Linked DNA regions of Homo sapiens: region 2 is linked to region 1. Evidence: chromatin loops called from intact Hi-C (ENCODE). Cell type or tissue: IMR-90. All regions are shown on one strand. Each heading gives the region's core, and the rest is flanking DNA. Links, peaks and the distances in the headings are about the cores only.

Region 1 (2,900 bases), core at 89-2,588:
CCACTGCACTCCAGCCTGGGTGACAGAGTGAGACCCTGTCTCCAAAAAAAAAATTTTTTTAATAAACAAAAAAAACCCGGTAACGTGTGCATAAATGCTTTTATATACATTGGAAAACGTTCATATATATATGAACGTTTTTTAATTTTTAAAAACTGAAAAAAGAGCACACCAAACTGCTGGGCCAGAGGTAGAAGCAGAAGCAGAAAGCGGAAGAATTTCCCTTTCAAATTTTACACTTATAACTTATTCCCTGCTCCTTCCATGTCCTTGAGGAGGGAGGAGGCTGTCAGGAGAGGAGTGAGCACCCAGCTTGTGGTCAGACAGCCCATAGTCAAAGCCAGGCTCTGCCACTCCCTCACTGCCGTGTGACCTTGGGCAAGTGATTTGCCCTCTCTGAGCCTCACATTCATCGTTGGTAAAAAAAATAAATAAAAGCGCACACTGACAGGCTTCTGGGGATTGGAGGAACCAGCACACATGTGTGTCTTAATTTGGGTTCCCTGGAACTAGACCTTAATACAAGGAGTTGAGTGCAAATCCTCTATCAGGAGGGTGACCATAAGACAAGAGTTCAACTGCCTGTTGTTTCTTTGGGAGGTGATCCCTGGAAACACAATTAGGGCAATGGAGAAGAGGGATGGGGAAGGGAAGGCAGCAGCAGTTAAAGGGACCTTTATTGAGGAAGTTTCCACTGTGGGTAGCTAGGGCTCAGCCCTGCCTAGTACCTCAGGGAGACAGAATAGAACATGCACCTCCCAGAACAAGGGAGTCTTCACCCCCAGAGAGAGGGAGCTGGGGTATTTATCCACCAATACCCACCAGTCATTACTGACAGCTTCCTCCAAGGGCATGATTTCTCCAGAATGTCCTGCCTGCACCGCACAGGTCAGACCTGGGGACAGAGGCAAGGGCTCTGACAGTGGCTCCAGCCATGAGCAGGAACACAGCCTGGTGTGTGTGGATAGTTACAGTGACTCAGTGAGTGGAGTTCTCCTCTCCTCTCCTTCCAACACACCCATCCATATGCGCACACACAGTCACACCGACACATACACGTTTACACACACTCGTGTGCACACTACAACACATGCACACACTGTTACCCAAATGCACCCAAACACATACGCGGTCACACATGCACGCTCAAACGTGCACGGACACAAAATTGAACGAATAGAGAATGGATCTCCAAATTGTCCAGCAGAGGGAGCGTTCTTCACACTCAGGAGGAAGGAGGTCCCACAGCCGCCAGCGACAGGACCAGACTTCGGTGTTTTGAGAATTACACTTGCAGTACGTGTAACAGGGCTCCGGGGACCCAGGGACCTTACTCCTCCCCTTCTCATTCTCATTTATTCACCCTCGTGGCCCTTGGCGGAAACTCAGTGTGCATTACAAGCATGATGATACCGGACTATTCGCATGACAAGAAAAAGCCGAGGTGCAGAGAGGGACAGTCACGTGCCCAAGGCCGCCCCTAGGAAGGAAGAGCCTAGATTGAGCCCACATATGTCGGATCTCAAGGCTAACTTCGTTTGCTAGTGGATGGCGAGGTTGCGCCGAAAAGGGCCCAGGAGATGTTTGGCAAAGGATGCGCTCTTGGAGACCCTCGGTTGGGAGGGGGGTGTAGGAGAGGCAGCACCTGCAAGATCCGGGTGGCTCACGTAGGGTCTGGGACTGTCTGTTTCCCATTCAGCCCCGGAGTACGTCGAACAGGGGATCCCGGCCGACGACCCCAGCACAGGCCACCGGGGGGCGCCCCAGGACACACGCCGCTGCTACTGCCTCTCGCACAGCCAGCCCCGCTTTAGCTCATCTCCTCCCCGCTCCAACTCTAGCCCAACCCCCGTCGACGCCCCCTTCTACGCTACGTGGCTAGGGATCTAGACCAGGACTGGGAGCCTGAGGGGTGGGGCAGAAGAGGACTCAGCGCCAGCGCTGAGGCCGCACCGAATGATCTTGGGTAAGTCACTTCATTCGGGGGCTCAGTTTCTACCTCTGTTAAACGGAATAATAAAAAGTGATCTTACAAGTCAGTATGAGGATTAAATGGGAATATATGGAAAGAGCACACAGGAAGCACTCAATCAAAAAAAAAAGTTTTGTTTTTGTTTTTCAGACCGAGTCTCGCTCTGTCACCCAGGCTGGAGTGCAGCGGCACTATCTTGGCTCACTGCAACCTCCGTCTCCCGGGTTCAAGCGATTCTCCTGTCTCGCCCTACCGAGTAGCTGGGACTACAGGCGCGTGCCACCACTCCCGTCTGATTTTTTTTTTATTTTTAGTAGAGACAGTGTTTCACCGTGTTAGCCAGGATGATCTCAATCTCCTGACCTCGTGATCCGCCCGCCTCGGCCTCCCAAAGTGCTGGGATTACAGGAGTCAGCCACCGCGCCCTGCCCTAATTTTTTGTATTTTAAGTAGAGATGGAGTTTCACCATGTTGGCCAGGCTGGTCTGGAACTCCTCGCCTCAACTGATCCGCCCACCCCGGCGTCCCAAAGTGCTGGGATTACAGGTGTGAGCTACCACGCCTGGCCTCATAATTGTTAGGTTAACTTTGGAGACCACCCCCAGGGCTCCCTTAAGCCCTTACTCCATACACACACACACACACACACACACACACACACGCGCGCGCGCGCGTGCGCGCACACACACACGCACACATGAGATCTCACCCAGTCTTAAAGTTTTGCTTTCTTTTCTGTTTTTTTTTTTTTGTTTTTTTTTTTTTGTTTGTTTTGGTTCTCCAGTTCATGGTTTTTAATTAGCAGAACTGTTGCCTTTGGGACTGGATAATTACTTGTTTTATTGAGCTAGGTATCCTTTGTCTTGTAGAATGTTTAGCAGAGTGCTGGGTCCCTACCCTCTAGACGCAAATAGTAACCACCGGTTGT
Region 2 (2,900 bases), core at 257-2,756, 100 kb after region 1:
CAGACCATCCAGCACCCGGCCCAGCCCGCACCCTCACACTGATTGCCAAGGTCATCCAGAACCTCGCCAACCGTGCCCCGTAGGTGCTGGGAAGCTAGGGGTGGGGGGACCATGCTGGGAGTGTGGGGGTGGCAGGTGCCTGACCTGACCCACCCAGCCTGGCCCTGATCCAGGTTCGGTGAGAAGGAGGCCTACATGGGCTTCATGAATAGCTTCCTGGAGGAACATGGACCAGCCATGCAATGCTTCCTGGACCAGGTAGCCATGGTGGATGTGGATGCTGCCCCCAGTGGTTACCAGGGCAGTGGTGATCTGGCCCTCCAGTTAGCTGTCCTGCATGCCCAGCTCTGTACAATTTTTGCTGAGCTTGACCAGGTATGGCCTGAACCCAGAGTAGGGAGGCAAGAAGGCTTGGGAGACTCTGACCCTGGAGACTTTGCTCAGTCTCTGTCCTGCATGCCTCACCAGACAACCCGAGACACCCTGGAACCACTGCCCACCATCCTGCGAGCCATTGAGGAGGGCCAGCCTGTGCTTGTGTCAGTGCCAATGCGTCTCCCACTGCCCCCGGCCCAGGTCCACTCCAGGTAACCTCAAGTCTGGTCTGGGGTCTGATGGGTGGGAACAGGAAGGAGCAGGGCTCAGACAGGGGTCAGAGGTGAAGTTGGATCATTGTGAGCAGAGGTCAAGCCCAGGGTCAGACGGGAATCACAGGTTATAGAAAGGGTTGGGTCAAAGGTCACAGTGTGTTTGAGGTCGGGGATGAGAGGAGAGGTTAGGGTGGAGAGATGTCAAGGGTCATAGAGAGGACAGTATTATAGTCAGAAGTCAAGGACAGGAGCCAGGCTCAGTGGCTCATGCCTGTAATCCCAGCACTTTGGGAGGCTGAGGCAGGAGGATCACTTGAGGCCAGGAACTTAAGACAAGCCTGGGCAACATAGGGAGACCCCATCTCTACCAAAAAAAAAAAAAATTACCTGGGTATAGTGGCATGTGCTGGTAGTCCTAGATATTTGGGAGGCTGAGGCTGGGGAATAGCTTGAGCTCCAGAATTCAAGGCTGCAGTGAGCTATGATCTAGCCACTGCACTCCAGCCTGGGCGACAGAGCAAGACCTTGTCTCAAAAAAAAAAAAGAAAGGACAAGTTCACGTGGGGGGTGAGGTCACTTCTGGTCAGGTCGGGATGGGGTCGTCTCAGGGGCCAGTGGAGGGTCTAAGATCCTCCATCCCACCCCTAGCCTCTCCGCAGGGGAGAAGCCCGGCTTCCTGGCCCCCCGGGACCTCCCCAAGCACACCCCTCTCATCTCCAAGAGCCAGTCTCTGCGCAGCGTTCGCCGCTCAGAGAGTTGGGCCCGGCCACGGCCGGACGAAGAGCGGCCCCTGCGGCGGCCCCGGCCGGTGCAGCGCACGCAGAGTGTCCCGGTCCGGCGTCCTGCCCGCCGCCGCCAATCTGCGGGGCCCTGGCCGCGACCCAAAGGCTCCCTGAGCATGGGACCAGCGCCCCGCGCCCGGCCTTGGACCCGGGACTCCGCCTCGCTGCCTCGGAAGCCGTCGGTACCCTGGCAGCGCCAAATGGACCAGCCGCAAGACCGAAACCAGGCACTGGGCACGCACCGACCTGTGAACAAGGTAAGGTCAGGCCCAGGTCCGCGCCTGGGGAGTGGGAACAGGGACGCGACTGGGGAAGACTGAAGGGCCAGGCAAGTCTGGGTTCAAGTACCCAGCTCGCTGTGCTGTGTGACCCCAGGCCTAGCCCGACCCTCTCTGAGCTTCAGTCTCCCCAGCTGTACCGCAGGAGGGATGTTCCCCAACTAGGCAGGCCGGTGATGACGCTGAGCGCTTGGGCCTGGGAGGTCAGGGTCTCCGGGGAGACACAGGGGCGGGACAACGGGTCAGATTACAGCTGCTCTCCCACCACAGTTGGCAGAGCTGCAGTGCGAGGTGGCCGCTCTGCGTGAGGAGCAGAAAGTGCTGTCCCGCCTCGTGGAGTCGCTGAGCACCCAAATCCGGGCCTTGACGGAGCAGCAGGAGCAGCTGCGGGGCCAGCTGCAGGATCTGGACTCCAGGCTCCGTGCTGGGTGAGCCCAGCCCTCTCCATTAGCTCCGCCCCCAGGTGGGCCCGATCCAATTAGATCTGACCAGGCCCTCCCCCCCCCCCCCAAACCACGCCTAGCACGGCCAAGCCCCACCCTGGCCCCGCCCCAATAAGTCTGTCCAGGCCCTGCCTCTTGGCAAGCCCCGCCCCCAGGTGGACCCACCCAACGAAGGTCGGCCTAGGACCCTGGCAGATTCTCTCATCCAGGCCCCACCCCTCCATCAGCCCCTCCCAACCTGGCTGGGCCGGGCACTGAGATATCTCAGCCTGGGCACTCCCTCCAGCTCAGTCACGACCCCACCCAGGACTGGCCAAACCCCACCTCCAAGGGATGATTGATAGGTCCTGTCATTCCAACCATTCCCGTCTCTGGTCCGACCCTTCTTCAAGCATATTTAGGCCCCGCCCCTCAGTCTGGACAAGCTCCGCCTCCACTCCAAGCTCCGCCCCCGGAGTCCCTGGCACTCCCACCAGGAGCTGGAAGGGACTTCCTTAGCCTCTGCCCTTCGCCCCAATCCCCCGACCCCCACAGGAGCTCAGAGTTTGATTCAGAGCACAACCTAACAAGCAATGAAGGGCACAGTCTGAAAAACCTGGTGAGATTGCCATCTGAGCCCTGGGGCAGGTCTGGGCGGTGGAGGAGCAAGGGTTGCGGTGCAGCCCTCTCCTGGTTTCTGAACCCCATCACCACTGCCTCCCCAGGAGCACCGCCTAAATGAGATGGAGAGAACTCAGGCTCAGCTGAGGGATGCTGTCCAGAGCCTGCAGCTTTCTCCAAGGACGCGGGGGTCTTGGAGTCAACCCC

What was found. Hi-C counts contacts between places; a loop is a spot of excess contacts. Peaks named below come from ENCODE experiments on the same cell type or tissue, not always from the same donor. Only the 100,000 strongest peaks of a DNase experiment are listed, where the experiment ranks them.
Region 2: it touches region 1 in a loop (3.0-fold over the local background); 55 of 110 quality-filtered maps call a loop at or near these places.

Annotation. Positions count from the first base shown.
Region 1 is chr19:15,554,878-15,557,777 of GRCh38, reverse strand. No RefSeq gene overlaps it. Among named protein-coding and RNA genes, the nearest start is that of CYP4F22, 48 kb to the right of the region's middle. RefSeq lists an enhancer at 1,306-1,445 and a silencer at 1,906-1,965. In IMR-90, for the core only: CTCF peaks have their summits at 1,206 (motif pointing right) and 1,768 (motif pointing right); DNase peaks (open chromatin) are centred at 1,227 and 1,837; H3K4me3 peaks cover 403 bases.
Region 2 is chr19:15,451,836-15,454,735 of GRCh38, reverse strand. It overlaps RASAL3 (RAS protein activator like 3), which reads left to right. Exons shown (of 18, transcript NM_022904.3): 12 at 1-79; 13 at 174-375; 14 at 469-587; 15 at 1,239-1,629; 16 at 1,921-2,078; 17 at 2,628-2,691; 18 at 2,798-2,900. Among named protein-coding and RNA genes, the nearest start is that of WIZ, 3.3 kb to the right of the region's middle. RefSeq lists an enhancer at 2,281-2,350. In IMR-90, for the core only: a CTCF peak has its summit at 1,380; no DNase peak of the experiment used is centred there; H3K4me3 peaks cover 646 bases.